Regions from separate parts of the Homo sapiens genome. Here region 1 is linked to region 2. Evidence: read pairs that join two places in POLR2A ChIA-PET (ENCODE). Cell type or tissue: OCI-LY7. All regions are shown on one strand.

Region 1 (4,000 bases), 210 kb before region 2:
AGACCAGCCTGGCCAACATGGCAAAACCCCGCTTCTACTAAAAACACAAAAATTAGCCAGGCATGGTGGCAGCGCCTGTAATCCCAGCTACTCCAGAGGCTGAGGCACGAGAATTGCTTGAACCCGGGAGGCGGAGGTTGCAGTGAGCCGAGATCGTGCCGCTGCACTCCAGCCTGGGTGAAAGAGCGAGAGACTCCGTCTCAAAAATAAGTAAATAAATAAAAATAAAGAACATTTTAAGATTAAATGACGAAACACACAAGCGGAAGATGTATGATGCTTGTGCTATATGGCTTTGCATGAGATCATTATCACCATCTTGTGCAGGGCAGCTTCTTGGGTGTGCAACCTCCCTAGGACTTTACATTTAAAAGGACCCCACACTTGGTTTAATGCTCTGCTGTTGCTGTCTTAATAATCATGCTGGAAAAAAGTGTCCCATGTTTTCATTTTGTACTGGAACCGGCAAACTATGTAGCTGGTCCTAGACTGGTGAGGTAAGAAATACAGGTATCACCAACTTCCCCATTTCCAATGAGGAGACTGAAGGATAAGGTGGTAAAATGGATTCCCTAAAGACACCCCGCTAGTAAGCAGCTAACTGCAGCCCCAGGTCTCCCTAGTGCAGTATCTAGTCTGATGCATGAATGTAATGAGCCGTTTCTGAGCACCTGCCCAGCTCAGGACAGTGACTTCATCCCTGCCCCATGCCTTCTATCGTGAGCCCCTTACACTGCTTATACCACTTGAGACTCCCCAGGCTCGAACTGATGCCCACGCCTGGCCAAGCTGGGCCAGTCAGATGGTCTCTCCAGGGAATCTAAAACTTGCACCTAGAGGGACAGATGACAGAAGGGATAGAAGGGGCATCCAGAGCCATCGTGAGAACAGAGGAATGGCAGGTTCAGGCACAGGAAAATCACATGAAGCCTTCTGCATCTCCCACTCTCCCTTCCACATCCTAAATTCATGGGTCCCAAGGAGACACGGTCTAGAGGAAGGCTGGGGTCTCCCATACGGCCAAATGATAATAATCCAGGAACCTAAAGAAAACTGCTTCATGTGTCCTCACCTATGGTCAAAAATCTGCCAGACCTGCTGGGAGAGAAAGTTACAGGAAGATGGAGAGTAGTGGCTGGCAACATCTACCGCTTCATATTTACAAACATATGTAGCATTTCCTATGTGTTAGATTCCCTTCTACATGTTTTACATCTATCAGTTCATTTAATTCCAACAACACTATGAGATAGGTATTATTATCATCAACTCTAGTTTATAGGTAAAGAAACCGAGGCACAGAGAGGTTAGGTAACTTGCCTGAAGAAGTCACACAGCTTGCATGAAGTAGGGCCAGGATTTAAACCCAGACAGTCTGGCTCCAGAGCCTAGGTTTTTAACCCTCTCACAAGCTGCCTCTCAAAAGTATTATTCTGGCCAGTCTGAAATAAGCAACATGCAATTTCCACTTTTAAGTTTCATTTTACCTTCTCAAAATGCAGTGTCTCAGAAGTCTTGACTATTTGAAATCAATAAGGCCTTTGAGTAGTCAAAAGGGATGTTACAAAGACTATACACAAAAGCGTGAATATTCAGTCCCTCCGATTCCCACTCAATGCCTATTTACTCAATCTCTCTCTATCTCCCTCCTTCTGTCTCTCCCTCCCTTCCTCTCTCTCTTACTTACACACACACACACACACAGAGAGAGAGAGAGAGAGAGAGAGAGTTTTGTTATCCACTTTCAAGCTCCCAGTAAGTGAGAAGGAAATGATAGTTCGCTGCATGCAAGCATGCTGACAGTATCAAGAAAACATTACTATGAGCCTGGCAGTAAAAGAGGAGACAGAAAAACCCTAAAATCAATTCTAAAACTTACAAAGCACGGCAGCAGGGCTTCATAGAATAATGTTCAAACAGCCCTAAACATCTTCATCCTCTATCCCAACTTTTTATTATACAAATAGCCTTCTCTTGGTGGTTAAGCCATTTCCAGCAAGGTTATCAATGATTTGCAGATGAAGAAATCTTGATTCAATGAGCAGCTGAGAAGATTTGCTACATTCAGTAGATGACATTTAAAAAGGTGGAGGAATATGTGCTACATTTTTTAAGGATTTACGTCTAAAATGGTTACTCTAGAAAAAAAGTTTGAGAGCTTAAGTGGGTAGACAGATATTTTTATTTCTTTGTTGGTTGGTTGATTGGTTAGTCGACGGGGAGGTGCTTGTTATTTTGGGTTTGTACTATATGTTGGTTTTCTAAAAAAACACAGTTGCCCTTTAAAAGAGTCATGTGCTGTCTAGTTTACCACAGTCCCCACCCTTCCTTCTTCATATTGAATTTTTGTTTTAAGATAATGGTAGGTTCACATGCAATTGTACAAGATAATTCAGAGAGATCCCATGTTCTTTTTACCCAGTCTCCCCCTAATTGTAACATCTTGCAGAACTCTAATACAAGATCACAACCAGGATATTGACAAGGACAGTCAAGACACAGACAGTTTAGTCACCAGCAGGATCCCGCGGGATAGGCACACCCATCCTTATCCTGCTCCTCCTCAGCCCCAGGCAAAGGCAAACACTAATCTCTTCTTCAATTCTATAATTTTGTCAAATGGAGAATGTTATCGAAATGAAATCATGCAGTATGTGGCCTTTGGGGTTGGTTTTTTCACTCATCGTAATTCCCCGTAGATTGATCCATCTTGTTGCAGGTATCAATAGTGCGTTGCTTTTACTGGCCAGTAATAGTCCACGGTGGTTTGTTTACCCAGCCACCCACTGGAGGACACAGGCACCGTTCTTTTTTGCTTTTTTCCCAGACGGTTTCCTCATTTATCTGACCTGCCTTGCCCCGTGGACATTTGAACTTCCAATCCCCAGGGTGGTGTCTCACCTAGGATGGGAAAACTATCTGAATCCAAAAGATATCCACAATGACTCGCTTCCTCTCAGGGTAGAGCTTTCAGTCTCTCCTCTCTGTGGATTATTCATGGCCACAGTTTTAATCCCAGGGAGGACAGCTTCCCCAATATATAACCGGCTCTGGCCCCTTATTATTAGCTGGTGTGTACTCAGGAAATGCAAAACTGGAACCAATATAAACAGGATAATAGATAGATAGCACCAAAAGCCACTCAAACATAAATATGGAAATTCCTTAGGGAGCACCTGTGCTTTGTGTTCTGCCTTCTGGTAGCTCATTTTGTGAGCATAGATAAGCAGGGTCAAGTCCATTGAGAACTCTCTGTGCCTTATCTTTTACCCATCCTATCTCTCACTGATCCCAGGGAGACTTCAGAATGCTCCTGGGTTACATACTTCATTCTGTCTCAGTGAATTCCTTTTTTTCATCTGGCTAACTTCTGGGACATATCATCTTTGTTTTTTAAATATCTCACTCTTGGTATGAGATAAATTCTACTGGCCCTAAAGCACTTGAAGTGTCTTATATAACATATTTCATTCAGTAAATATCTTCTGAGCACCTGTTCTATGCCATGACTGTACTTAATGATGACATAAATTAAAATTCTTTAACTCACAAAATAAATTCTCTAACTCAGCCACTAACAGAGTCGTAAATTAGGGTTCTCCAGAAAATGGCCAACATGCTGGGTCCCCACTGCCAGCATCTCATCTGTAGTGGATGACTCAAAACATTCTCGATTGAGCTGACTTGCTAGGATCTATTTCAGGAATTGGATATGTGTGGGTTGGATCAGTCTGCTCAGCTAGGTCCTGGCAGCAATAACCTCCTCATTCCACCACAATACATTTTCCAATCATTCTTCACCTGGATTACTGGCAACGCCGCCTGAACGACTCCTCCTATCAACGTTGCTCACCGGCCATTCCTTTGACACTGAGGACTGTACTACGCACCAAGCACTGGGAATTACAGCAAGAGCACCATTTTGTTTGGCCCCACGATGTTTGGGAAAATAAATATGACTGCAACGTAAGTATGACTATCATTCCTGTTTTACAGAAGC
Region 2 (4,000 bases):
TGTCACTCAGGCTGGAGTGCAGTGGTGCGATCTTGGCTCACTGCAACCTCCGCCTCCTGGGTTCAAGCGATTCTCCTGCCTCAGCTTCCTGAGTAGCTGGGACTACAGGTACATGCCACCAAGCCCAGCTAATTTTTTGTATTTTTAGTAGAGACAGGGTTTCACCGTGTTAGCCAGGATGGTCTCGATCTCCTGACCTCGTGGTCCACCGGCCTTGGCCTCCCAAAATGCTGGGATTATAGGCATGAACCACTGTGCCCGGCCAAGATTTTTGATTATCAATGAGATTGAACATTTTGTAATTCTATTATTTAAAATATAAGACGTAATTATTTTGACATTATGGATAGAAGAATGTGAGATGGAAAATAAAACAAAATTAATATTCCTGCTTAAAAATAAAGGAGCATTTTAGGAAGGAAAGCACTTTGATATAAATGGCATTTGTACCTAAAGCATTTTTTGGAGTAAACAAAACATTTTAAACCATGCTTAAAGCTAACCATATATATTGGCTGTTTTGCTTCAGATTATTACTGAAGATGCTGCATCATCCTATATTGGTAAATCTTCTGATATATAAGCTTTATAATCATCAAAGAATAAGCTTTCACCCAGTACCCATATCTTGGTTTCTAAATGTTATTCTCCAGCAACAACAAAAAAATCTAGGCTGGACGCGGTGGCTCATGCCTGTAATCCCAGCACTTTAGGAGGCCAACGTGGGTGGATCACCTGGGGTCAGGAGTTTGAGACCAGCCTGGCCAATATGGCAAAACCCCACTCCTACTAAAAATATAAAAATTAGCCAGGTGTGGTGGTGGGTGCCTGCAGTCCCAGCTACCTAGGATGCTGAGACAGGAGAATTGCTTGAACCTGGGAGGTGGAGGTTGCAGTGAGCCGAGATTGCACCACTGCACTCCAGCTGGGTGACAGAGCGAGACTCTATCTCAAAAACAAAAAAACAAAAAACAAAAAACAAAACTAAGGGGCCAGGTGCAGTGGCTCACACCTGTAATCCCGGCACTTTGGGAGGCTGAGGTAGGGGGATCACTTGAGGTCAGGAGTTCGAGACCAGCCTGACTGATATAGTCAAACCTCATCTCTACTAAAAATACAAAAATTGTGAGGGCCGTGGTGGCTCATGTCTCTGATCCCAGCACTTTGGGAGGCCGAGGTGGGCAGAGGTCAGGAGTTCGAGATCAGCCTGACCAACATGGCAAAACCCCTTCTCTACTAAAAATACAAAAATTAGCTGGGCATGGTGGTGGGTGCATGTAATCCCAATTACTCGGGAGGCTGAGGCAGAAGAATCACTTGAACCCAGGAGGTGGAGGCTGCAGGGAGGCAGAGGTTGCAGTGAGCCAAGATGGCGTCATTGCACTCCAGCCTGGGCAACAGAGTGAGACTCTGTCTCAAAAAAAAAAAATTAATTAATTAAAATATAAAAATTAGCCAGGCATGTTGTCGGGCACCTGTAATCCCAGCTACCCAGGCGGCTGAGGCAGGAGAATCACTTGAACCTGGGAGGCAGAGGTTGCAGTGAGCTGAGATCACACCACTGCACTCCAGCCTGGGCAGCAGAGCAAGACTCCATCTCAAAAAAAAAAAAAAAAATCCAAGTTTTCCCAGAGAAGTGATTCATTCCAGGACTGGAGTAGGGACAAAAAGGGCCTGGAGCTGGCAACACACGATGGCTCACACCTGTAATTCCAACACTTTGGGAGGCTGCGGTGGGAGGATCACAAGGTCAGGAGTTTGAGACCAGCCTGGCCAACAAAGTGAAACCCTGTTTCTACTAAAAATACAAAAAGTAGCTGGGTGTGGTGGCACATGCCTGTAGTCCCAGCTACTTGAGAGGCTGAGGCAGGAGAATTGCTTGAACCCAGGAGGCGGAGGTTGCAGTGAGCCAAGACCACGCCATTGCACTCCAGCCTGGGTAACAGAGTGAGACTCTGTCTCCAGAACAAACAAACAAACAAACAAACAAAAAGAAGGGCCTGGACTGTCTTGTGGCACCAGACAATAGGAAAGTGCTCCAAAAAGATGGGGACATGTCAAAAGGTCACAGGAACCACCACGAAAAAGCTCTCAATGGCCAAACCTGGAACAACTTGAGCAAGAAAATAATGATAATACTAGATTATATCACCTAGTAGAGCTGTGAGAAGGGGACTGCCGCCCTCTTGATCCAAGAATGGTAGAACCAGCAGCAGCTTGCATCCTGAGCCCAGAAAAGCCGCAGGCACTGGATTCCAGTCCATCAGAGCAGCCGTGTGGGCTACATCCAGCAAAGCCAAAGGGAGGAGGTGCCCAAGGCGCTTGGAGCCCTGTGTGCCCTGGATGGCAGACATGGAGTCAAAGGAGCTTAGTTTGGAGCTTTTAGATTTAATGACTGCTTTGCTGGATTTCAGACTTGTGTGGGGCCTATTGCCTGCTGCTTTTGGCTAATTTCTCCCCTTTGGAATGAGAATGTCTACCCAGTTGCCTGTACCACCATTTTATCTTGGGAGTAAATAACTTGTTTTTGATCTCACAGGTTCATGGGTGAAAGGGACTCATCTCCAAACGAGACTTTGGACTTTGGACTTGGGACTTTCGAGTTAATGCTGGAGTTAAAGCTTTGAGGAACTAGTGCAAAGGCATGATTTTTTTTTTTTTTTTTTTTTTTTTGGAGACGGAGTTTTGCTCTGTCGCCCAGGCTGGAGTGCAATGGTGCAATCTCGGCTGACTGCAACCTCCGCCTCCCAGGTTCAAGCGATTCTCCTGCCTCAGCCTCCAAAGTAGTTGGGATTATAGGCACCCACCATCATGCCCAGCTAATTTTTGTATTTTTAGTAGAGATGGGGTTTCGCCATGTTGGTCAGGCTGATCTCGAACTCCTGACCTCAGGTGATCTGCCCAACTCGGCCTCCCAAAGTGCTGAGATTACAGGCATGAGCCACTGTGCCCGGCCAAGACGAGTTTTTGCTCTATTGCCCACGCTGGAGTGCAATGACGCAATCTCGGCTCACCGCAACCTCTGTCTCCCAGGTTCAAGCGATTCTCCTGCCTTAGCCTCCCAAGTAGCTGGGATTACAGATGCTCGCCACCACGTCCAGCTAATTTTTTTGTATTTTTAGTAGAGATGAGGTTTCACCATTTGGCCAGGCTGGTCTCGAACTCTTGATCTCAGGTGATCCACCTGCCTCGGCCTCCCAAAGTGCTAGGATCACAGGCATGTACCACTGCACTCAGCCCATAATTGTATTTTGAAATTGAGGACATGAGATTTGGGGGGCCAGAGGCAGAATGATATGGTTTGGATGTTTGTCCCCTCCAAATCTCATGTTGAAATGTAATTCCCATTGTTGAAGGTGGGGCCTGGTGGGAGGCGATTGGATCATGGGAGGCAATTGGATCATTGTTTGGTGATGAGTGAGTTCTTGCTCAGTTCATGGGAGATCTGGTTGTTTAAAGGAGTCTGGGACCTCCCCTGACTCTTGCTCCCTCTCTTGCCATGTGACTCTCTGGCTCCCCTTCACCTTTCACCATGATTGGAAGCTTCTTGAGGCCTCATCAGAAGCATATGCTGGCATCACACTTCCTGTACAGCCTGCAGAACCATGAGCCAAAATAAATCTCTTTTCTTTTTTTTTTTTTTTTTTGAGATGGAGTCTCACTCTGTTGCCCAGGCTGGAGTGCAGTGGTATGATCTTGGCTCACTGCAGCCTCCACCTCCCAGGTTCAAGCAATTCTCCTGCCTCAGCCTCCCCAGTAGCTGGGATTACAGGTGTGTACCACCACACCCTGCTAATTTTTGTATTTTTAGTAGAGACGGGGTTTCACCATGTTGGCCAGGCTGGTCTCGAACTTCTGACCTCAAATGATCCACCCGCCTTGGCCTCCCAAAGTGCTGGGATTACAGGCGTGAGCCACTGCGCCTGGCCAATCTCTTTTCTTCATAAATTACAGTGTCAGGTATTCCTTTATAGCAAGGCAAGAACTGACTAACACAATC

The links. ChIA-PET counts read pairs that join two places held together with the same protein. Peaks named below come from ENCODE experiments on the same cell type or tissue, not always from the same donor. Only the 100,000 strongest peaks of a DNase experiment are listed, where the experiment ranks them.
Region 1: POLR2A ChIA-PET joins it to region 2 with 18 read pairs; 1 of 35 experiments calls an interaction of 5 or more read pairs at or near these places.

The regions. Positions count from the first base shown.
Region 1 is chr13:40,492,910-40,496,909 of GRCh38, forward strand. No RefSeq gene overlaps it. Among named protein-coding and RNA genes, the nearest start is that of LINC00598, 14 kb to the left of the region's middle. In OCI-LY7, no CTCF peak of the experiment used is centred here; a DNase peak (open chromatin) is centred at 1,760.
Region 2 is chr13:40,701,291-40,705,290 of GRCh38, forward strand. No RefSeq gene overlaps it. Among named protein-coding and RNA genes, the nearest start is that of MIR320D1, 25 kb to the right of the region's middle. In OCI-LY7, no CTCF peak of the experiment used is centred here; no DNase peak of the experiment used is centred here; H3K27ac peaks cover 385 bases.